Regions from separate parts of the Mus musculus genome. Here regions 1 and 3 are each linked to region 2. A link is a loop called in an ENCODE intact Hi-C map of the cell type or tissue named here. Cell type or tissue: left cerebral cortex. All regions are shown on one strand.

Region 1 (8,000 bases), 80 kb before region 2:
CGATTTAAGCCCTTTCCAGAGTGACTTTTCACGGAGTCCAGGGCCCTGCAAACTTGCCCGGGCTCGGGGTGTTCTGGGAACCGCTCTGAGAACTGGAACAAGCTGTAAACCAGCGCATGATGCGGTCTCGCACGTTGAGCAACACAGAAAAACGCGGGGTGTCAGATTTTGCAAATGCTCGGAGCACTTGCAGCAACACCGCAGACCTGGCGGCTGCCTTAGGTAGGCAGGTGGTGAGGCGCAGAGGGACGCAGAGCAAGCCAGTTTCTACGGCTGGCCCGCATTCAACGAAACGCACTGCTCAGGCCCAAGAAGACTGGGAAGAGTTGGTGGCGGAGAAAGAACAAAAGTCAATGTCCAACGCAGCACTCTGACCTGCAGAAGCCCGGACGTCCCATCTCTAAGCGTCGGGTGCAGAGCATCATAGATCAAGCAGCGAGCGGCAGAGCCGGAGTCAGTGCGGGAGATTTCTGTAGTCTTTATAGGTTGGGCAAAGACTGGTTAAGCACAGGGCACAGGCTCTGCTTCTCTGGTTTCGCACGTAGAACCCACTCCCCTTTTTTCTTTATTGAGTCACAAGGTTTGTCCAGAGCGAAGGTCTGTTGGTCCACTGGCCTTGGATATAGGCAGCAAGTCCTTTTTTTTTTTCCGATTCACTTCGAATGGCCCCAACCCAAGCCGAGAAATTCCTTGGGTCACCTATGGACCTCACAGAATTGCGGTGTGCCAGATGTCCTCCGGTCAATGGGTGCAGTCCGTGGTGGCCTTTAGGATCCATCCTACCAGTTCCTGCTAATCTCCAGGCACAAAGCCCTTAGACCATTCCTGCCCAAAATACTAGGGCAAAGAAATCCTGCGGGTGTGGGCTCATGGGGAGCACCCAATACTTCCTTCCAGAAAGTCCGATGCTCCTAGGGAACTTTGTAGAGCAGCTCGGAGCGCAAGGAGACATTTCAATAAAAACGCAAATTCCCAAACGTTTGCAAAAGTTTCCGCCATCCTGGCCATAAAGTACTCTGCCTATACTGGACTTCTAATGCAAGTGGTTGTGGGGGTGTAAGGCTAGGTGGAGGGAAATGCACAAGGCTGAAAGCTGGGGTCAAGTAGAGACCCAAAGCACTTGGCACTCCAGGCCTCTTAAGCAGCTGCTCAATGCGCTGGAACGGAGTGCAGAGCTTGTCTGAGTGTCACGCTGCTGTCTATCAAATCCCTACCCAGACAGCCTATGCTCTGTCCTGGTGCAAATTCTGGGAAGGAGGGGCCAGAGACTGCTGTGTGTGAAGGGACCCTAGCTGAGATTCTAACCTTTTTAGGGCAGGCATCCAGCCGGCCCCCTGCTGCCAAGAGGTTCTGGCCCAAACCTGCTAGAACTGGTTTGTGACAGAGGAAGGAAGGGATAGGTAGTATCATATCACACTCCCGCTTTGGGTAACGGGGCTACAGTTTGTCTATGCTTGCTGGGTAATGACTTTTCATCGGGCACCCTGGGTGGCAGGTCCCTCCTCTGCTCTGCTCTGCTCTGCTCTGCTCTGCTCTGCTCTGCTCTGCTCTGCTCTGCTCTGCTCTGCTCTGCTCTGCCTGCTGCTGAGTGCTGCCTGGAGGCCCTAGGCAGGATTGGTGGCCTGGGGACCACAAGGGAGGCAGCACGGGGATGTCCAGAATTGTGGAGCTCTGGGATTCAGAAAATCTGCCTACTGTCAGCATTGGCAGGACCCAGTCCATCAACTTAAAGCCTCAAAGGCTCATGGAGGGGCAGGTTTGATGACATGAGAGATCATCTTTGTGATGTTAATACTCTCAAACCTACTGCAGGCCAGCACTGAGAGGGGCTGGGGAGAGCACTGAGGCCCCAGCTAACCGGGAAATGGGCCCAGAGTCTTACACCAGGAAGTGACTAACTGGTCTAGCACCCAACCAATGGATGTCTTTCCTTCTCTGGCCTTCTTTTATCAAACAAAAACAAAACAAACAAACTGTGGTGGCTGTGACCAGAGCTGGGATCTTCTGGTCGGCTGAATCCTTTAAACTCTGGTCACTCTTAGCAGCAAGCTGTGCTCTAGAACCTCCGGGCAGTCTGGGTAATATATTTCCCAGGTCCCCTGGAATCCTCAGAGCTCACTAAAGGGCATCCATGTCAAACAGGGCAGCCTGAACACACTAGAGTCTGCCCTACCCACAGAGGAAGTCCACAAAGATGACATCTGGATTTCTGCAGTAACTTGTTCAGGTGCTGGCTTAGCACCAACTTAGGCAGTCTTCTGTTTTCAACTCAAGATAAAGGACAGGGCTCCCAGAGCTAAAGTCTTAGGGAAAGCCACAGTGCTCATCTCTCCCATGCTTACATCATCACAGAAAGACTTGTGGCATTCTGGAGCAGAGGGGAAGTTTGGGAAATGATGCTGGATCCTTAAATAAATAAATATGTACCTTACCCATAAACAACCAGCAACCAGAAACCAACGCTTAGGCTCGGGACTCCATTTTCAATATCTGCCTCTCCATCGCCTTAGAAAGCTGACAGGGTTGTTAACAAAACGAGGTCTAGAGGTTTTAGCATGGTCTGTGCCTCCTTGGATCTTGGCATTGAATGTCACTAGGAGCTTGCAGCTGGGTGGGAAAGGGCGGAATGGATGCCCAAAGGACAAGCCTTGCCAAGAAATAAGCCGTGGGCCTTTCAAACTCTGGAAACTTCAGGGATGTCCCTGACCCCACCCCTCCAGTGCACCCCTAACCTTCTATTGCTTGGATTTTTCCAAAGGACCAGCACTTCGTATGTTCTGGGGGAGTTCTGACAAAGAAACAAAAAGCAGGGCTCCTCCTACCCACTTTCTAAGGCCAATCTTGCCGGAACTTAGCGCTGGGTTCTCAGGCAGAAGAGACCAGGAACCCGAGCCCAGAAGTAGGGAGACAGGAAGCTGGTAAATCCAGTCTCTTCTGTGCACCTCACCCCCACCCCGGGAAGTGCGACAATTACCCTACACACGCTGCCCTGGGCTCCCCGGGGCAGTCTGCGGGTCTATGCGGGCTCCCCTGTTTTGTGTCGCCGCCCTTGCAAGATTCAACTTCCGTAAAGGCCACACGAGACTGCCGGGAGTTTCTCGGGTCCTGGGCCCCGTGGGGTTAAGTCTGAGTCCCCGCCTGGCGAGGAGCAGATCGCGCCGAGTGGGGGCGGTACCGGCCGCGGGGCAAGCAGCCTGCTGCGAAAGGAAGGAAAGGCGGGATCCTCCGGGAAGTTGATTCTCAGGCGTCCAGCTGCGGCCACTGCCAAATCTCTGACTTCTCTCCCCACCTCCTCCCCCTTTCCCTAGGGGATAGACATCTCGGGTCCCGGGTTTCTTGCATGGGGGTGGGGTGTTGTCAGCTAGAAAAGCCAAGCCTTTCAGAGGCCCCCTAAGAGAATCCAAACTCTCCATCCCACTGACCTCCTCCTGGGTTAGTGTCTCTGCCTGTCAGCTGCGACCTTCCGAGCGACGCAGTGACCCAGCCGGAGCTGGAGCACCTGGCGAAGCCTGGGTGAGGCTGTTGCGACGCCTCTTATTTAAAAAAAAAGGGAGGGGTGTCTCACACTTTTTCTCTTGAAGGCTCCTTCTGTCCCCCTCTTTTCCTTTCCTGAAAGGCACCCCCTTAAACGGTCCTCCGCCTTCCCTTCTACTCCCTTCCTTCCCCACTTCGGTCCTCCTCTTTTCTTCGAGGGCCCCCACCCAGCCCCCTCCTTCGGGGTCCTCCTCCTCCTCTGCTCTTTGGGCGTCCGCCCCGTCAATCACCGCCGTCTCGGGGCCCCAGCCCGGCTCCTCTCCGCCTCCCGGGCTCTGGGAGTGCCTGGGGCTCCCGTCTCGGCCAACCTCCGCTCTGTGCAGAGCCGGGGCGATCTGTCAGCGGAGCTGGCCGAGGGGGGCGGGGGTGGGAGCCGCCCGGGCCGCCGGGGCTCGGGTTACCGGTGACTGACAGCGTCTCCATGGCGAATAATTTGACTCGACTATTGTCTGGCGCGGGCAGGCCCCGGGTCAGATAACCCGACCAATCAGGGCGCGGGCCGCCGCGCCTCATGCCCGCTTAGAATAATATTATTAAAAAAGCTGCAAGCGAGCTAGACGGGAGGGAGAGCGAACGAGCGAGGAGCCGGCGAGCGAGCGGCGGGCGGGCGCGGAGCATGCGGAGCGGCGCCCCGGGCGGCCTCCGGGCTTGGGCGCGGGCGAGGCGCGCGGGCGGCGGGGGCGCGGAGCTGCGCGGGGCCGGCGGCGGGAGCGAGGACGGATCGTTGTGACTCAGGAGTCGCTCGGGAGCCGGCGCCTGGCCAGGGGGCCCCGCCCGCCTGTCGGCCGGCCGGGGCCGGCGGGGAGGCGCCCATGCGGGGCCGCGAAGCGCGGTGAGGGCGCGCGCGGGCGGGCGGGCGCGCAGCCGCCACCATGTCCATGCTGCCCACCTTCGGCTTCACGCAGGAGCAAGTGGCGTGCGTGTGCGAGGTGCTGCAGCAGGGCGGCAACATCGAGCGGCTGGGTCGCTTCCTGTGGTCGCTGCCCGCCTGCGAGCACCTCCACAAGAATGAAAGCGTGCTCAAGGCCAAGGCCGTGGTGGCCTTCCACCGGGGCAACTTCCGCGAGCTCTACAAAATCCTGGAGAGCCACCAGTTCTCGCCGCACAACCACGCCAAGCTGCAGCAGTTGTGGCTCAAGGCGCACTACATCGAGGCGGAGAAGCTGCGCGGCCGGCCGCTGGGCGCCGTGGGCAAGTACCGCGTGCGGCGCAAGTTCCCGCTGCCCCGCTCCATCTGGGACGGCGAGGAGACCAGCTACTGCTTCAAGGAGAAGAGCCGCAGCGTGCTGCGCGAGTGGTACGCTCACAACCCCTACCCGTCGCCACGAGAGAAGCGCGAGCTGGCCGAGGCCACCGGCCTCACCACCACGCAAGTCAGCAACTGGTTCAAGAACCGGCGGCAGCGCGACAGGGCGGCCGAGGCCAAGGAAAGGTACGAGTAAGTGAGCATCTGCGCCGGCTTCCCTGGTCCTGGGAGAAACGGGTGCGGGAGGATGGGGAGCTCCTGGACAGGACTAAATCGCACCCGGACCCCGGGTACCAAGCTCGGCCGCAGCTCAGGCTGGCTCAAAACAGCGCTTAGGTCTTTTCTGGAGGCTGAGCGACCCGGAATTTGTCTAAAGCGGGCAAAGCGGTGCGTAAGTTCAGTAACTAATTCCTCAGTCGCTTGTGGACTAAACTGGAAAAACGGCGAGTTTCAGAGAGGGCAGGGCTGTGGGCCTGAATTCCCTGCGAGGTAAGCGTAGGCTTAGGGCCTGATCTTCGAACAACCAAGGGCGTCGGGGATCAGGGGGTTTAGGACGTCACCTCCAGGTCAAAGAGATTTTTAGGGGTCAGGGCAGGGGTTGGAATCTCCCTAGTATTATCTGGGTAATGACTGCAATATCTATGCAAGGTAGACCTATTCCTTGTCTGGGCATAAGAGCTGGGCACAAGAGAGTTGGGAGTTATCCCGCGTAGAAAGGACCCAAAGATGTAAGGCCTCCGGGGGAAATGTCTGCTGAGGAAGAGAAGGCAATCCAGCCTGCCTTTCCTGAACTTGCCAGACCCTTGAAGACCTCGCTCTCCTTAGGTTCTGCTCTCTTTGATGGGCAAGTCGGGTGTGCGAGGTAAACTGGGATCTGCCGAAAGACTGGGAGCTTTCTTTTCTATCGGAATCTAAGACTTTCCAAACTAACCTAAGCTACAGACACCCCTGTAACTGTCTGTAACCCGCTTTGGGCTTAAATCTGGACAAGGAAACTAGGGGATCGAGATCGGAGAGAAACGGATTATGGGAACGGATTTCTCCTTGGGGAACAGCAAAACAAGACACCTGGGTTAGGTGATGTGGATGTGTTGAACACCGTTTGAAGGATCCAGGGTCAGGGTATCGAACAGTAGGGGCAGAAGAGCAAGCTGCAGACTGGACCTGGGTATTTGAAATCCCCAAGTTTGACTTTGAATGGCGATGATGTCTTGCTCATTCCCCCACCCCCCACCCCAAGAAATCTGAAAGAATGGCCGTTAGGAATCCACTAATAGGTTTTACCCAGGATTTCAAATACCCATATCTGGTCAGGGACTGTCCGCAAAAGCAGGCAAGAGGTGGATTCATCTGCGATGGGTTCTCCTCTGTCAGGCTCCATAAGGGCTGGGGTTCCTGACTAGGCCCCAGGTGAGAGCTACAGATTGTGCCTCCTTGTTTCTGCCTACGATCTGAGCCAGCTCTCAGCACCCTGCCCTTCCTTCTACCTTCTCCCCTAGGGAAAAGGAGTCCTCCATTCTCAAAGCCCCATCTTTCTGCCCAGTCAAATGAGCTCCTGCTCAGCTTGGAATTAGGGATCATAGTCTCAGTAGGGAGGGGTTTCCCTCGCGCAGAGAAAGGCAAAGGGAAACTAGGCCTGTGCTCACCCAAGTCGAAGTGGGCCCCTCAGCCTGGGCTCGCTGTATCTGAAGCTTCTATTCCCCACTTCTACCCAGCAAAGCTCGTTTGTACGGTATTTTCCCTCACTTCTCCCAACTCCAGGCTCCCCACTTTGGTGCCGCAGCTCTCTTAAGGAATGGGGTGGGAGACAGGACAGGAAATACTGGGAACAGGAAAGGTAGTCATGACATTAAGGACATGGGCTGATACAGGGAGAGGGACAAGCGAAAACTAGTGTTGAGGGTTTGAGAACGCAATTAAGAACAAGAAGTCAAGTGTGGGAATGGTAGAAACAGCAAACACCCTTTAGCAACCGCAGCGGGGCCCCAGGTGCTGGCATCCTGAGGGTCAGCGCAGAGTGGCCCTGGTTCCCCCTGACCCCGCTCCTTTCCTCCTGCGCTTGCAGGGAGAACAGCGAGAACTCCAATTCCAGCAGCCACAACCCGCTGGCTTCCTCGCTCAATGGCAGTGGCAAGTCGGTGCTAGGCAGTTCCGAGGATGAGAAGACGCCGTCGGGGACTCCAGACCACTCGTCGTCCAGTCCCGCTCTGTTGCTCAGCCCGCCGCCGCCCCCTGGGCTGCCTTCCCTGCACAGCCTGGGCCACCCTCCGGGCCCGAGCGCAGTACCCGTACCAGTGCCCGGTGGAGGCGGCGCGGACCCACTGCAGCATCACCACAGCCTGCAGGACTCCATACTCAACCCCATGTCGGCCAACCTTGTGGACCTGGGCTCCTAGAGCTCTGTTCGCCTCCGGGCGCTTGCTTTCCGTGCTTGATGAAGCGGTGTGGGAGGGCGATAGATTCTGGAGTCTGTGCCGCGTACTGGAAGACTGCCCTGCCACGCTGGAGCGGCAGAACCGGCGGCGGGACAAAGTGGACAATGGTCTGCTCGGTATCCTTTGGGGATTCATTTTCAACAAGTTGCTTTTGAGATCCTTTGGAGGCCAGAGACCGAGTCTTGAACTAGGCAAGGGAATAAATTATAAGCCACCACCACCCCGATTTTTAAAAAATCTCTTCTCCTTTCTCTCTCCTTTTTCTTTCCTCTACTTTCCTTTCGAGTTTATTTCATTTTTTTCTCTCTCCCCGCTTTACGTTTTCTCTTTCCCTCCTTTATAAATATCTCTCTCTCTCTCTCTCTCTCTCTCTCTCTCTCTCTCTCTCTCTCTCTCTCTCTCATTTCTCACATTGTATCCCCAGTCTTTCTTCCTTCTGGTGTCATCTATTTGAGTTCCTTTCTCAACTTTCTAAGAGTCCGACGTGATGTGAACGGAGGTAGACATTCTGGGTCTTCGGTCCTCAAAGACATCTCCCTCCTCTCAGTGTGAGCCTAAGGTGCCAGCTTCTGACTAACAAATGAGCAAGAAAGGCTGCACCCCAGAAGCACCTGAATTCTCATTTCTCTCTCTCTCTCTCTCTCTCTCTCTCTCTCTCTCTCTCTCTCTCTCTCTCTCTCTCTCTCTCTCTCTCCCTCTTCCCCACCTCGCTGGTTCTTCTCTTCCTCCTGGGACTGTGACCTCCGTGCTCCCAGCCCAGAGTGCCTCCGCAGCCGCAGACTTGC
Region 2 (8,000 bases):
TCCAGAACCTCCCATTGTACACCTTCTCTCCCCAACACAGATCCCTAAGGTCTCCTCTTCATCTGGCATGTGTGTTCACAGAAGGTACAGTGTGCGAGAACACACTTAGGAAATTTTAGGAACGCTAACCACAGTACTGGAGGAATAAAGATGTGTCGAAGGAATGGATGGAATGCATGAACACATACACCTTGTTGTCCAGATGCAGACAAAAGCTACCATGTCCGCTTGGAGTGACGCCCAGACACGCACAGAGATGTACAGGAAGCCAAGGAGAGTGGGATCCACCAGAGTACAGTACAAGTACAGAGTACAGTGCAAGATGCCCAGTGGCCCTGGAGAAAAACCTTCGTTGACTCTTCTGTATGGAAAGTTTCTGAAGAAAGGGCCAAGGAATGATCTGCCCCAGAGGCTGCCTTTAGGCTCCCATACCTGCTCTGTTTGGAGACACCCAGAAGAGGCCAGTACAGCAAAGACTCTTTTTGGTTTGGTTATTTCTGTTGCTTGTTGTCTTTTTTTCATCCTTTGCCTGGGAAATTGTGCTCTGGAATAGGGCTTGAGTAGACAGCACAGGCCTCCAGTAGATAACAAGAGATTCTCAATCTCCAATGAGGACATTCCGTTCTAAGGAAGCTTCCAGATAGGGGAAAGCCCTGTTTTGTCCCCCTTTTCTCCTCTGAGATCTGAAAAAATAGAAAGAAAAAAAAAGAAAAACAAAACAAATATAAAAACTATAGCCCAATCCCATGTACATCAAATAAATCCACAAGGAATATGCTAGATCAAGCTAAATTATGTATTTAACTCATTTTCTTTTGTGAGATACTGAGAAGTCTTCAACTTCCTCTATTCCAGGCAGGGATCGAGGACCTGGCCTGGCAGAGGTTCCACCACCAGGGTTTCCCACAGTGGTTCTGGGACTAGGCGTAAGGTGTCCTGACTTGTTTTCTCTGTCACCTCTTCTGGGGAACTGGGGAACTGTCCCAGACAATGGCTGCCCCAGTTCCCTCTAGAAGAGACAGCCCCCACCCCCAGAACCCGTTGCCCTCCAACCTCACCTCATTTTCTCTTGAGCTCATTCTCCGAGCTCTTAAAGTAGTAGGTGTGAGTCTTGGACCATTTCTTTAAAAGAAACAACTAAGGAAAGGGAGGGAGGGGAGGAGGGAGGAGGGGAGCGGGAAGGAGAGCTACCTCCTAGACTAACGCGTCCAGGAACCACTCTCTAAGGAGCAAAAGAGAGCCTGTGTTGTAAAGTAGAAGTGATCCCCCGACATTGCTGCAGGGCGCCTTGCAACAGATGTAACTGTCCACTGAAGAGACAGAGGGTGGGCATGGGGAAGATTTTTTTTCCTCCCTTTTGTGAACAGCTCTTACACTTTTCCAAGACACATTGAGTTCCTGGACATTTTTGTGAATTTGTTCTTGATTGTGTTTTGAACAATAAACTGTGAAAATCAACTTCAAGCCCACACAATCAGAATCTTTCTTGGGAGGGCAGGTTCTTTCAGCGCTGTTTTTCTCCAGGTCGCTTTTATCTTACCCCCAATGGGAGTCACCTGCTGATGCTCCTCGGGAGGAGACTGTAACTGAAAGACGGAAGTGAATGCAGACACAGCATCCTCTGAGCCAAACCGTTGCTTTGGTTCCTTCTAGCTTAGGATGCCGAACACTGGCTGGCTTTGAACACCCTCTACTTCGCTAAGAAGTTTAGAGCCTTTCTCACAACAAACCACAGCGTTTTAGAACTGGAAATGTTTCTTCTGATTTTCCAGTCTTAGGACAATTTTCGAACTCTAACTTAAAAAAAAATTTGTTTATGGGGGTTTAGCTAGAACACTTGTAGCATTCGCTTCTCAAGGAAAGATCAACTGTTTTCTCATAACCCCAACTGCTCCACACACTTCATAGGATATAATGTATTTTCTTTACTTATCCTTGTGCCTTCTGCCCAGGACATAGAACTAGGGGCAAAACTTTGGAGGTCTATGACCTCTTGATAGCACCTGTAATTGTTAGGCTTTTGTTCTTGTGCCTTGTAAATCTCTCATGTACGTCTATGAAAATATGCATTGCATGGGTGTGATCCTATCAAGTTGTCCACACTTTCTCAACAACCACTGATGAGTGAAACCATTTCTATTGCCCAGGGCAAAGGGCTAATCGCCTTGTGGGTCTAGAGTTGTCATAGGATAATATCCGGTGTGTGTGTGATATGACAGTTATTACTTTCAAGAATAAATTAAAATAACCAGATACCCCTTTAATACTTTCCTCAACAGCGTCAATGCTCTAGAGATGGGACCTCGCCTTCCAAGGTGTCTTCACTATCACAGGGCCCGGGCTCTCTGCCTCAGCCCAACCCTGGGCTTGCGCTCAGAGAGGAGGTATTCCGACGGAAAAAAATCCCATACATTTTTAACTACAGTGATTACTAAATTAATAGCAGGCACCAAGACAGATGTCAAAACGTCTTGAAAATGTTTATCTGTGAATAATTGAGAAGGTAGTGGGACGCATTATCTGATTGTGTAATGAAATATGTATGAGGAACAGCTGTTTGCAGCAGCCCCTTCCCCTTGCCGCCTTAGCCAGGGCCCTTCTCTCGCAAGCTTTCTTCTACTTTCTTCCACCTTTTTCTTCCTTCTACTTTCTAGTTCGCTCTCTTCTTCCTTAACTGCTCGCACGGCTTTGGCTGCAGTGAACCCAGAGTCGCCTGGTTCTCTGATGAAGGTTAGCCACAAGGTTTCCTCTAAGCCTTGCTGGATTGGCGTTCCGTAGTGGGATGAGGCTTCGTTGTCTGCTGTTCTGGCCATCGCGCCTTCCGGCCAGGCTGCCCGCTGGGTCTCCATGGAGTCTGCGGGAGAGCAGACGATGGAGCGGCGGCGGCGACAACGGTGGCTCGGAGCACCTGGTGTGCGCTGGCGGAGCTGCGCGGCCCGCTCAGAGTAGAGGCCCGGGAGCCCCGCGACTCAGCGGGGTGGGTCTAGGGTCACTGCGGGGTGACCGGGTTGGGGATAGGCCTTTGTTTCCCTCTCTGGCCACATTGCACACTTCCTTCCAGCCCCCAGCCAACCTCCAAGTCCCTGCGCCGTGGCCTTGTTTGTTTTTCCAGCCCGGAGCTTTCCACCCAGACGCACAAATAGCCCTCGTGGCTGTGTCAGCCGCCCTAGGCCGTGGCCCAGCTCAGGCCACAATCTAGCCTCCGCCTCGCCGCCAGCTCAGGTTCTGCAGGAAGCAGAGGGGACAGGAGGGCTCCGGGGTCTTCCTGGAGCCAGAGGACACAAAGATCATCGGGCAGGGGAGGTGGCCGGGAATGGTTTAGGACCTCAATGGGCTGTGAAGGCTCAAGGTCTGGGCTCAGACGGGCGCACGTGGCTCGAGTGGCGGTTCCTGTGCTTCGGACTCGGCCAAAGAGTGGGGACAATGGAGAGGATGGACTCCTTCTGAGACCCTTTCAAGCTTGGACCTTGAATGTCATGTCAGTCACATGTACAAACCCAGTGACCCCCCCCCCCCCCAGGTATGCTGTCCCCATCTCCGCTTGCAGGTCTCTTTGCAAGGCAATGGGACCGTGTCCCTGGCGCCGCGCTGTCTGTCGTCCCCAGCCGGACCACAAGCCTGCCCGCGGTGTCCACTTGTATAGTCCCCTGGCCGTTGGCCCTTCCTATCATCGGGAGCCCAGTGTCTCCTCCTCGGCGCCCCAGAAGGCTCACCTTCCAGCTTCTAGGCGCTCTGGTCCTTCCAGAACCACCGCCCCTGAGCGCTTGCAGAACGAGGGTCCAGCTTTGTGCTCCGCAGCATCGCAACGCCCCGCGTCTTCACAGGTTCCCTCTGTCTGCAGTAGAGATGCGCTTGGGCGTTATTTCTCAAGCATGGCCCATTTTACCTAATCCCTTACGTTTTTTATTTTAATCCTACACATTACAGTTCATCTGTAATGATACCGCTTCGGATGAACCTGTTGCATACGAGGCACTGCAATTTGTAACCCTGGAAACTGTTTTAAATAAAGATTATAACAGTGGTGTCAATTGTGTTTATTCCCTGCGCAGGGGGCTGCGTAGAGGATTCGGCAGTTTCTCGGCCACAAGGACGGAGTTTCCTAAGAAGGGAAAGAAGAGTGCGGGCAGAGAGGAGAGGTCCGAGGGGGAAAAGAGAGGCCTGAGGACGCTCTGGCGGCTCCAGTACCAAGCCTTGGTATCTTTGGGATTCTGGGGAGAGTGGAAGGGTTTACAAACTACACATAAATCGGTGAACTTGAACCACTGTGTATCCCGATTTTGCATTGAGCCGGGCCCTGCGCACCCGGAATGCTGAAGTGGCCAAGGGCAGAGAGGGGTGTATTTGCAACTCGTGGTTTCTTCGGTTAAACAAACCCCAACCCGTAGCCTCAGCAACAACAACAAAAACTGCAAGTGCAGGAAGCAAAATTAAACATAATTCCTTTTATTTATCTGTTGCATTTATATCATTAAAATATTTTTGGTTACGTTGTATAGAATAGCATCCACTCTGATTATTACCTGCCATATCGGCTGTATTCAACACAGCAAAATTAACAATTAAGAAAATAAAGGCACATCTTATATATTGTATCTGTCAAGATATGTTACAATTTCCATTAACAAAAAAAACCTATTCTTGTTGAAGAAGCTATGAAGTATATCTTTCATGAGCTCTTTATTAATAATCACGGTTGTCAAAAAGAGTTAGATATGCACAGATTGTAGCTGCAAAGGAAATATTAGATGCACAGAATAAAACGTAGAGTGGGATTGAGGCATAACTATTTTTCTTTTTAAAAAATTTTTTAGAGATGAAAAAAAAAACCTGAGCTATTAAGCTTACTTAAAAGATGGCTTTGTTGGTTTAATTATACTGTAGTTATTTTATAAATATGTTTCAAAGGAAGCTTGCCATATTGCATGTCAATGAAGGCTGTAAAGAAAAGCTCACAAAAGCTAATGCATACCAAATACCAAATTTTAGTCATTAGCATTCCTATTTATTACAAACTAAAAGAACCTATTAACAGATGAGAATTTGTATTTAGCTAGCATTACAATGTTTGGCCATTAAAATAAAAAGGGCAAAGTATATACATTATTTTTTTCCCCTTGGGACTATACATTATGTTCGCCTAGAAGCTCACAGGGAGACTAGGAGATGTTTCTGACTGGGAACAGGATTCTACAGTGGGAATAGGCCAGAGGGCCCACAACCCCTATTTTTGGTTATGGAGCTTAATGCTATTCATTTGGAAGCTGGAGCAGTTTAGAGCTGAAACCTTGCGTCACGCTGAGAGCTGAGCAGGAACCATAGCCCTTGAGGGGTCTTTTGTCTTTAATTTGTGTCATGAGCATATGCAAATTATTAATTGTTTCTCCTCTGGGTGAGAGAATGCCTAGCCATGGTGATGCTGCTTTTGTTTGGATGTTAAAATCCCCTTCAGTGCTCCCCAGACTTTGGTTCTCCCTTGCAGATTTCCTCGGTAGGAAATCCCACCGCTTCTGCTGTACAATAATTGTAGAAATACTCACATATAGATTTGTGCCATTTCAAAAACCATCTTTGGAGCGTCCATGGCTGTTCTGCTCTCTGAAGTAAGTGGAGGGTATACGGATTTTTAAACAGCTGTCTGAAAAAGGAAAGTCTTTCCAACCATTCTTTATTTTTAAAAACATGAAAGATCATTTTCTTTAAATTGAGGCCAAAAAAATTTTAAATCTGATTGGGCAGGAAAATATGTGCATTTTACAAAACTGAAGCGAAACATTCAAAATAATAAGAAAGGACTATTTTGAATTCTATTAGGTGAAGGGTTTTTGTTTGTTTGTTTTTTGTTTTTAAGTAAACACAGTAATCATTGTTCAAGCTTTTCAAATCCTACGATCTTCAAGCGAGGTAAATGATAGTTTCTTCAGGATGATAATTCTTCTTGGGCACAAAGTTTTCTGCCTGCTTGTTCTATTCAAAAGGACTGACAATTTGCATTAAGGCACTTCTCTGAAAGGCCCATAAGGGGAAACAACAGGTACCAGAAGGAAGGGAATTCCCAACAGAAAGGAGGAAAAGAAAGGAACTTTATCAAAGGCCATTGTTATTATTTGGAAACCTCCTGTAACACACACACTTTATTTTCAATAGAGAAACTAGCGGTGTGTGGTTGTTGGTGTGGGCATCTGTCCCCTGTGAACCACCTGTGCAGAGTTAAAAGAAGCTACAGCTAATTCCTGCCCAAACTTTGCCCTCAGAAACAGTGAGAGTTATTCACTGTATTGAGCAAACCTGGCTGCTTTGATGCTGGGAGACCCCAAATGGAACTCTTTCATCTCTACCCCATGTTATCTGCAGGAGAAGCCAGCCCCCAAGTCTAAGGCATACTTAGCATAGAGGTTGGAGGACATGACCTCTGATACCTACAGGAACAGGAAGGCTGCTTACCCTGACAGCAAAGGCCAGAGCCACAGGTGTTTGGGTCATCCGGTCTCCCAGCCCACCCAACACTCCCCTACTTCAGGGTGTGCCCAAATAATCCAGATGGCTACCCATATGTCTTTCCCCAACTGAATTTGCCTATTACACACTGAATGTAAATATCACCCGCAGCCAAGAAGACTGTTTTCCATATATTTAAACCCAAATGGCTTAAATCTCAGTGTGTTTGGAAGATAACCCACTTTCCAGTAGCCTTAAATCCTGTGTTTCAAGAGCTGATCAGGAGAGACCAACTGAGTTATGACTGGATATGCTAGATTCTCTTCTCATGCCGTGGCGCTGACATGTGCTGGGGACAGGACACGTACAGTGGAAGCCAGAGGGTGTCCCATTGGGAACAAACAGGGGTCCAGCATAGGAGAAATCTCAGATGGCTTCCTGGAAGAGGCAGAGTTTGAACTGGACACTCAAGGTCTAGCATGAGTCTAAATGGTAAGGGGTACAGTACGTAAGAGGAGTTGGTATCCTTTTAAGCTATAATATCACATCTAACCTAAGGTGGGCAAATAAGGGTGAATAAATGAGCCAATGGCACTTTTCAATAAAAGCAACCTTACATACCCCTCTGAACACTTAGCCTTGGGATGGCCTGCCTGTCATTAGCCTAATACCCACTTGAATGTTGCTGCTTTAGCCCCCTCCTGGAGGCCAAGCAGGGAAGTCAGCATGAGATGGCTGCTGATGTCTGGAGCTGACAAACCATGCTTGCTGGTATCTATCACATGCGCACTCACATTCTTGTTCAGAGACCTGGATGGGTGGATGTTCCCAACGTTGCTGCCCTGTTTCCATCCTTGCAAGAATAAGGAGACACAGTAGATTTGGGGACTTTTGCACTTCACACGCCATTCCTTGTTTTGTGCCAACTTCATGTTTTGCTTGATACATCTCCGAATGCAAAGTGGCTAATGGGGATGGGTGAGGTTTGTATGAAAGGAACCAGTCTGCTAGGAAAGGCCTCTGGATCAGAATAAAGAAAAGCTGGTCTGCCTGCTGAGCCAGAGAGAGGTGCAGAGGCAGAGGACCTTCTCATGGGAGAGACATGAATCTCTGTTGTGGTTCTTTGAAAACACACACACACACACACCACCACCACCACCACCATGAAGTTTCTTTCTTTCTTTCTTTCTTTCTTTCTTTCTTTCTTTCTTTCTTTCTTTCTTTCTTTCTTCTTTCTTTCTTTCTTTCTTTCTTTCTTTCTTTCTTTCTTCTTTCTTTCTTCCTTCCTTCCTTCCTTCCTTCCTTCCTTTCTTCTCTCTTTCTTTCTTTCTTTCTTTCTTTCTTTCTTTCTTTCTTTCTTCTTCTTCTTCTTCTTCTTCTTCTTCTTCCTCCTTCTCTTTCTTTCTTTCTTTCTTTCTTTCTTTCTTTCTTTCTTCTTCTTCTTCTTCTTCTTCTTCTTCTTCTTCTTCTTCCTCCTTCTCTTTCTTTCTTTCTTTCTTTCTTTCTTTCTTTCTTTCTTTCTTTCTTTCCTAGCTCTTGTCTCTAGAAATGACAGGATTTGG
Region 3 (8,000 bases), 190 kb before region 2:
GCTTAGCAACTCTGTAAGACACGCTCACCTCTATGTGAAGCCTGCTTGTCTGTGCCTTAGTCACCAAACTGCTGCCTACTTTCAGACAGAAACCCTGCTCCCACCCAGAGTTCCAGTCCTCAGAAGGCTTTGATTTTTAATAGGTTTCTCTTTTTTAGTTTAGTTTTTGAAATTAAAATATAATTACATCATTCTCCCTTCCCTTTCCTCCTGGCAATCCTCCCACATATGCCCCTTCCCTAACTCTCAAACTTATAGCCTCTTTTTCTCTGATTATTCTCTTTTTCTCTCTTTCCCTCTCCCTCCTCACCTCTCACTGTATACATGTGTGTGTGTCTATGTCTCTATCTTTCTCTCTGTCTCTCTGTCTCTCTCTCTCTCACACACACCCTTAATGCATATTTATACCTGCTCTGTCCACATAATGTCCATGTATGGTTTTAATGCTGTATCCATGGTCCACAAAGGATGAAGGAGGGAAGAGGCAGGACTGTGGCATCCCAGGGAAATGCAAACCACACAAACAGCTGCCTGATGCTGTGCTTCATCCATTTAAGATTATGAGATGCCACAGGCGGAGTTTTGGGAAACGGTGTCCTGTTAGGGACACCGTTCTCCCTCTGAACAAAGTTCTTTTCCTTTCACGATTCCATTCTAAAACCCTCAGCCTTCCTGACCACTCTGCTGCATACCAAAGGCCTGGCGTTTCGGAGCTGAAGAAGAGTAAATGATGCCCTGTGTGGGATACCCACGAGAGCATGTGGCGCTCAGAGAAAGGAAACTACTTTTCCTTATGGAACTACCAGGCATCTGGATTGGGAAGAGAGAGAAAAAAAATCCAGTCATTCTGATGGTTTGTCTACATAGTACCAAACATCTGGAAGCTGGGTGACAGACTAAATCTTTCACTTCATATTCTGATGATTTTTTTTTTTTTTTGCGTTATGCTGAAACAACTTAAAATCATCTGTACCCTAAATGATTTAAGCCCCAAGCTCATACTTGGTGATTAATTGAAGTTTTGACGTGATCGAAGAGACAGATGAAGCAGACGCTTTAGGCTGCTTCTCCATGCAGTGTGCTAGGTTTTTAAAAAGACACACCCATTGCAACTCTCCTGTAGGAACTAGAACAGTGGAGAGGATTCCCAGAAATACTAAGGCTCTGTGCCTAAAGATACTGTGTACACTTTTGTTTCACAGGGTTTTCAAACTCAGGTCAACCCTTGAAGAACTAGAAGCAACATTCCAAACAAGTCGCTTCCTCCAAGCAAGTTTAAAATACACATATTTCTCTCACGCCAATGCGGGCTGCATGCTCAGCCGCTCAGCAGAGTTCTAATGGGGTCTATCAGGAGCCTTGTAAGGAGACATTTTGGAGAAACAATTTTATTTTATTTTATTTTATTTTATTTTATTTTATTTTAAGGGAAGGGGGAAGGGAAGGGGGAAGGGAAGAGACCAAGAGGGAACAATAAGAGGGAAGCAAGAAGCAAGAGAACAAGATCGAGAAACAATTTTATTGATGCAAAAATTTAAAAAGTAAAGATTCTATCCACTAGAGCCACCTTGAACTCTTGTCACACAAACACAGCGGAGACTCTGTTTGAACAGTTTGCAGCATGACCACTTGGAAAAGACAAACTACTTTGTGTTGAGAGTTGTGTTTCTTGTTTGTTTCCACATTAAATGCAGTTGTGGGATCAAACACTTGTTGTGTGTTCAGAACACGTTTTCATGTATCAGAAGACATGACTCTCAGTCACCCTGGCTTCTCGGCTACCAAGGGGCTTCACAGGCATGGCTTATACCACGAAAATTCCAATATATATCTTTGATTATTTCCACAGAGGTACATAGCGTGTGTACATTACACATACCAGTATTATTGAGCTGAACTGGCCCAGTGCCGCATTTTTGCTGATTCAGCCCATGGTTCCTCTTTCCCTGATTACTAAAATAACTTTTCTCCATAAGCAAGGAAAATACAGAGGGCTCTTATTTTCACCCTTAATTATACCAAGTCCAAAGGCAAAAATCAGACCAAATTTTTTGAGCCTTATAAAATAAAATAAAAAATGTTCAGTCTTCCCCGCCACCCCAGGAGCGTCGAAATTTGGAAGTGAGCTTGCTTTTCGCTGATGAACTTTTAATTAGCTTTTCTGGGAGGGTCTGCTCTCCAGTGCAGGTTGCTTCTGCATTTTTATGCTGTATGTACTGTTATAGACTTGTAGCAATACATATGTCTTAGTTTCACACAGAGAAAGGTACACTACCCAGTGCTAGACTGCACGGATCACCTTCTCTGACTCAGCGAGGGGATCTCAGAGATCTGGTCTGTATTATTTATGAACACAAGGGCAATGGTCAGTGCCCATACACACAGAATGTTCTCGAAGCTAAATTCTCTGTTCTCGGACACATTCAGCAATCTGCTGCCGTGGGAATCACTGGGGGCCTAGGTTAGCAGGAAGGTTGGGGAAATTTCCACAGCACAACCTTTAGGACTAGCTCACTAATCAACACAAATCTCAAGTAGTCGTGGACTAGGCCCACAATTGGCATTCCTGAAACCAAGGACCACCAGCTGAGCTCTAAATAAATACAGATGTGACAGACAGAGGAGACCCCAAGGAGGGCGGCCTCTCCACTCACAGGTCCTTCCCTGTACAGGCGAGTGTGCCCACCGGCGGTAACATAGCAGAGGATGGGGTGGACACCGAGTTGAGAGGCCCTAGGTCTGAAAACAGTTCGGGATGATTCTGGCCGCCCACCACACTGTGGGCCTCGCTGCTTGTTCCTCAAAGAGGCTGTGGTTGACCTAGCCCAGCCGCGCCTGGGTAGACTGTCAGGCCTGGTTTGAGGAATCACAAACCTAGTCTGCTCGCACAGGGTCTGCAGGAGGCTTGGCTCGCCCAGCGCAGGGTCAGGGCGACCAGTCTCCGAGCCACTCCAACGTGGAGCCTGACAGCGAGACTGCAGAACGGATGACGGTGTCCTGAATTTTGTGAGCCCCAGGCTACCAAGAGGTGGAGCCCGGGGCAGGCGGCTGGGCGCAAAGAAACTGCCCAGCGGCCAGAAACCGTGGGAACACCACTACCTCGGGTCCTCAGCCGGAGGGCTTGCAGAAAAACTGGGAGAAGGGAACCGAGCGCGCTTCCCCTGTTAGGTCTGCCCTGAGAGCGACAACCAGTGACCTCAACCATCCGTACCTTCCACCCCAAGCCTGGACCGCACTACTCACCACCTCTTGGTCACCTACCCTTCTCTCTCTCCCTCCCTTTACCCACCCCCGCCGGTGCCACTCGGGTCACCCCGGGGGGTGGCCGAGATCCCAGCTGTACAAACACTGGGAACAGCCCTCGTCCGCCACAGAACCTTGTACCACCCCCGCCCCAGGGCCCGGGGTCCCTTCTCTGCCTCTGGGAAAGCGCTGAGCAGCGGGGCCCGACCCTAGAGTCGGTGACTGCCTCCAGCACGAGTTTCACCGCCTTCGTCCGCCGGCGCCCGGTGCATCTCTGTCGCCCTCAGCCTCCAGGCCAGAGTTCCCCCAACCCCCGCCGAGCCCGAGCGTCCCCTCACCCCCTTCCCTCCCAGCCCGCGAGGTGCTGGGAGCGGGGATCGGACCGGAGGCACCCACTGCGGCAGATCCCCGGCCTCCGATCTCTCCTGCAGCCGACCCAGAGCCACGTGCGCCAGGCGGACTCCACACCCTACGGGTGCCGTGCCCCGCTGCCCCGGGAGCCGGCCGAGCCTCTCCCCCGCACCTGCACCCACCTCGCCTGCTCGCCTTTCCTTCTGCGCGGAAATACCACTGGCTTCAGACAATTTCAGACAGGCTCCCAGCAGTAGAGGAGGATAGGACATTCCGATCGCTGGAGATCAAACTGGCCCAGGCGACCCGCATTAGAGCAGAGACCCCTTTGCCTGGCCTGGAGAGGGTACAGCCCAAAGAACGAGGCTAACACCAAGTGATGAACTAACTGCTTCATAGTGTAGCGAAGGGCTATCCAAACCATTCCTTTCTGCAGACCTGGCAGGACCCGGAAGCTGGTCGTAAGCAAGAGCAAGAACGTGAATTTATTGGCGTAAGTCTCATTTTAAAAGGTCAACACAAGTAAGAGGCACATGACAGTTAAACGCTGGTGATGAGAGCGCTGGACACGGCTGGGCACTGCGCAGACTGTTTCGGGACCTTTCTTTTTTTGTTTGTTTGTTTGTTCAAAGTGCAAAATTAAGCTAAAAGATTTCCTTACAGCAAACTGTGTGTACGGTGACTTTCCCTCTAAGGGAACTCTTGCTGATGCCGCAAACAGCATCGTAAACAACACTCTAAGGTTTGTGCTTGTGCAACAAAACCGGCAAAACAGAACCAAGGTAAAGGAAGGCTAAGTCCCACTGAGTGAATACTTCATTCAATCGCGTGGGGGGGGGGGGGGAGGTATTGATTTGCATAGTAAATCTGAATCACAAAAGGGCAAGCACAGCTTCCCTTTCAGGGCACTATCTTAGCTTTCCTGGAAGCCCAAAGAAAACAAACAGCGTTGTCAGGGTTTTGTTCCTTAAGGGAATAAATTGTCCTTTTGAGCCGCCGTGGAGTGCTCCGGAGTGAGATGTGCTGTATATATTAGGATATTTTGGAAGCTGGTGCAGGTGTGGGCTGATTCAAATTACTGGGGTTTGTGTTCTTCTAAAGGGTCAAATGAAGGATCTGGTTTTAGGGGAGGTGGACAGGAATACGGTTTCCTGAGTGAAAACGCCTGTGAGCCCAGCCTCGCATTGGAGGACTAAATGCAATCCTGACCAGGCATCCCCCGATGGCCCAGGAAAAGGATGTGTCTATCAGCATACATGTCATCAGTCCTAATTATTTAATATTTGCACTCAATCAAATGCCTTCGCTATTTTGAGAATTTTCACAAATAAGCAATTAGCAAAACAATCTGTAAAGTCTACAATCTGTTGATTTAACGGTGAATTAGTAAGGATTATTCTCCTTACTTAACTTGTAGGAACATTTTAATAGCTAGGAAGTTCGTGGCTGTTGAAAATAGAGCACACAAATTTTGGTGTTAAATATTCCAAAGTTGCAGAATTCTGACAGTCACATAAGTACTTCTTACAAAGTCATTTTGGAACAAAATCTAGGAAATAAAATTAGAATATATTGGTCTTAATCTCGGAAGATATTGGTGAGTTGTCTATATGGTTTCTTAAATGATTTTCTACCCAAAAATTCAGAGACCTTTTAAAACTCTATTAAAAGATATAAATTAGGTTATGTCAATACAGGCATTTAGTTCTATGCAATTCTTACTCCTTCTAAGCCAACACACTAAGCTAACAGTCATATTAGTTTTTATTCCCTAAATATCAGTATCTGAAACTCCCTAAATGTAAATGACCCTGTAGAATTGACTTATAGTCTGTAAATGCTACTAGGAAACTTTACGTACAATTATGCAGGTCACTGGTAGTTTTAAATCACTAAAAAGTAGATACATAAATTTTCTGGCTTGAAGGAGTAAATCTAGATCTATGACTTTCTAATAGAAGATAAATTATAGCTTATTGAGATTTGTTTTATTCTAAGGAAAATAATAATTTTCTTTGCTGTCAGAGATACCCATGGGGGCAACTTTTTATTATATTTTTGAGGGCTGTTAAATTTGAAGATTAAACAAATAACTCCAAACCATTTATCAGAAAAGCCTTCAGACCATTAATGATATTTTGCTTCTGAGGAGGGTATATGAGAGCAGAAAGATAGTCACATTAATATTGCACTTTCATAACCAAAAATCTATACACAGAACCGGAAATAGGTGCCAATAAAAATTAAATACCAGGGTCCAGGTAGAGGACACTCTAAATTCCGCTTGGCAGGGCAAGAGTGTGCTGCCAATAGTCCTTAAGTTCTGTTCTTTATGATAACAAAGTGGTTCAGAGACCCCGCTCACCAACCTTGCACAATCACAGCTGTGTGTATGGGTTGTGTGTTGGTCACCCCCACCTCTAATCTCAGTTTAGCCTTCCAAGGCAAGGAAATAAAGGGGAATGCTCGGACTACTCTGCCACACATACGGACATAGAGTTTATTAATAGGAGAATTTAGCTTAGCCCTCTCACTATTCATCTGAAATTAATTAACTGTGTAGAATTACAAGGTGGGTGTATTCCAGACAGCAGGCCCCGCTCGGACTAATCAAAAGGGCACATGTTGAATGAACACGATTTAGTTAAGGTTAATCCAGTGAAGATGATACGTCCCTGGTCTTAATTACTCCAGGTGATAGATTGTGGGATGGGAAAATAGGAAGGAAGGGAAATTTGGCCCTGCCAAGACCAGGGTTTTCTAATTTAATTTAGCTCTCTGTTTTCACAGTTTCCGTTCCGAGAGCAGGACCACACTCTCTGGGCTCTCGTTGAAGGTGGCTAAAAGAAAGAAAATGAGCATTGTACATTTTAATTAAATAAAAACAAATATGATGTTTCAAAGATGTTTGTGAGTTTTGTACTTATTGTTACACAGTTGTCAATTGGGGAATTTTAGCACAACTCAGTGTATTCTTGCAGATTTCTCCTGGAGGTTATTTTTTTTTAAACCCTTGGTGCCCAGACTTGTTTCATGAAGAACAGAGAAGTACCTACAGAGCTGCAAGGGTGAACTGAATGCAGGAGTTGTTTAGAATAATACAGCGTAAATATTACTCAGCACGCAACAGCCATCCTGTGTGCGCCACAGAAAGAGAGAATGAAATTGAGGAAAGCAAGAACACACACCCAGTGGCTCCAGCTCTGAAGCTAAAGAAAAAAGTCTACAGCACTTCTAGGCAGAATAGTGTTGCCCTGGGATGGACAGTCAGCTTTCAGCAGCAAGTTTCTGGCCACCTGTCATGTTTGTTTCTTACACAAATTTAGGGATTTGTGTGTTTTCCTGGATTTATCTTTTACTTCAACAAAGCATTTGCACCCCACCCCACCCCCCCCCAAAAATTTTTTAAATGCTGAAAAGTGCAAGGCTGGAGTGCGGACAACGTCTGTTTTAGATGACAGAGGGCTAGAGAAGAGGTCTGAGAAGACACTTAAAAAGAAAATGTAGAAGTCATCTTCGCAACGTTATTTGTAGGGTTGAAGGAGTCCACTTGGCCGCTCTAACTTTGCAGTCTACGGATCCTTCCAGCAGCCTCGCATCCATCTGCTCCAAGTGTCTGGGTCCATCTCATCTCCTTGGTGTGTTTCAAAGCTGAAACGTGAGTAAAGTGCTTCAGACCCTTCACGCCTTGTCCCTGGTTAGGTGACACTGTCACCTCGGTTTGTTTTCTTGACGCAGATGCACAAAAAAAAAAAAAAAAAAAAAAAAAAATCGTCAGATGATTTTCTGATTTTCAGGTTTGTGATCCATTTTCTGCTCAGGAGCGGTATCTGTTTCTGATTTATTAGCATTTGAGCCTCTCGTTTCCTGCCATTGATCAAGCCTAATACTTAGTTGAGCTGATGAGTTTTATATGAAATCTGATATTTCAGGAAGACAGAAGGTTGAACCCATTTTTAATATCTTTCTGCTCTTCGTCTTTTTCAGAATTTTACACACACATGTGATATCAACAGAGCCTGCAGCAACATCTTTTTTTTTCTGCATCTTCATGGTAGAAAACATTTTGGAAGTAAACATGTATTTATCAATAAAATGGATGTTTGTCAAGTGTCCGTCACATTCTGTCCTTATATATACATTTTTGCTGTCCTGCCAAAACACACAATCCCCATTGTACAGCTGGCTGAAGGCTATGCCATCTCTCTTCACGTCTCAGTTGATCAGGTCGACCCTGGGAAACATCTGCATTTGATCATTTTGCACAAAACTCGGCCTTCCTAATGCTGGACTTCCCTGGAATCAGCTGCAGACTGTCCAATCTCCCTCAGGAGGAAAAAGAAAAAGAAAAAAAAAAAACTCTGAAACTATATAATGAATGCCTAGACTGATTTCTTCTTGAGTGA

What was found. Hi-C counts contacts between places; a loop is a spot of excess contacts. Peaks named below come from ENCODE experiments on the same cell type or tissue, not always from the same donor. Only the 100,000 strongest peaks of a DNase experiment are listed, where the experiment ranks them.
Region 1: a loop joins it to region 2, with 4 times the contacts of the local background. A loop is called at or near these places in 7 of 42 quality-filtered maps.
Region 3: a loop joins it to region 2, with 4 times the contacts of the local background. A loop is called at or near these places in 3 of 42 quality-filtered maps.

Annotation. Positions count from the first base shown.
Region 1 is chr17:85,684,359-85,692,358 of GRCm38, reverse strand. It overlaps Six2 (sine oculis-related homeobox 2), which reads left to right and starts at 4,105. Exons shown (of 2, transcript NM_011380.2): 1 at 4,105-4,966; 2 at 6,846-8,000. The coding sequence starts at 4,407. The coding sequence ends at 7,176. CJ186046Rik (a long non-coding RNA gene) reads right to left here and starts at 3,865. Exons shown (of 9, transcript XR_001782258.2): 1 at 1-3,865. In left cerebral cortex, no CTCF peak of the experiment used is centred here; a DNase peak (open chromatin) is centred at 50; H3K4me3 peaks cover 469 bases.
Region 2 is chr17:85,603,951-85,611,950 of GRCm38, reverse strand. All of the region lies in intron 3 of Six3os1 (SIX homeobox 3, opposite strand 1), which reads left to right. Among named protein-coding and RNA genes, the nearest start is that of Six3os1, 10 kb to the left of the region's middle. In left cerebral cortex, no CTCF peak of the experiment used is centred here; no DNase peak of the experiment used is centred here.
Region 3 is chr17:85,795,877-85,803,876 of GRCm38, reverse strand. It overlaps Gm29418 (a long non-coding RNA gene), which reads left to right and starts at 4,143. Exons shown (of 3, transcript XR_877082.3): 1 at 4,143-4,376; 2 at 7,129-7,252; 3 at 7,582-7,709. Gm4718 (a long non-coding RNA gene) reads right to left here and starts at 4,153. Exons shown (of 3, transcript XR_003952252.1): 1 at 3,777-4,153. In left cerebral cortex, no CTCF peak of the experiment used is centred here; a DNase peak (open chromatin) is centred at 4,012; H3K4me3 peaks cover 612 bases.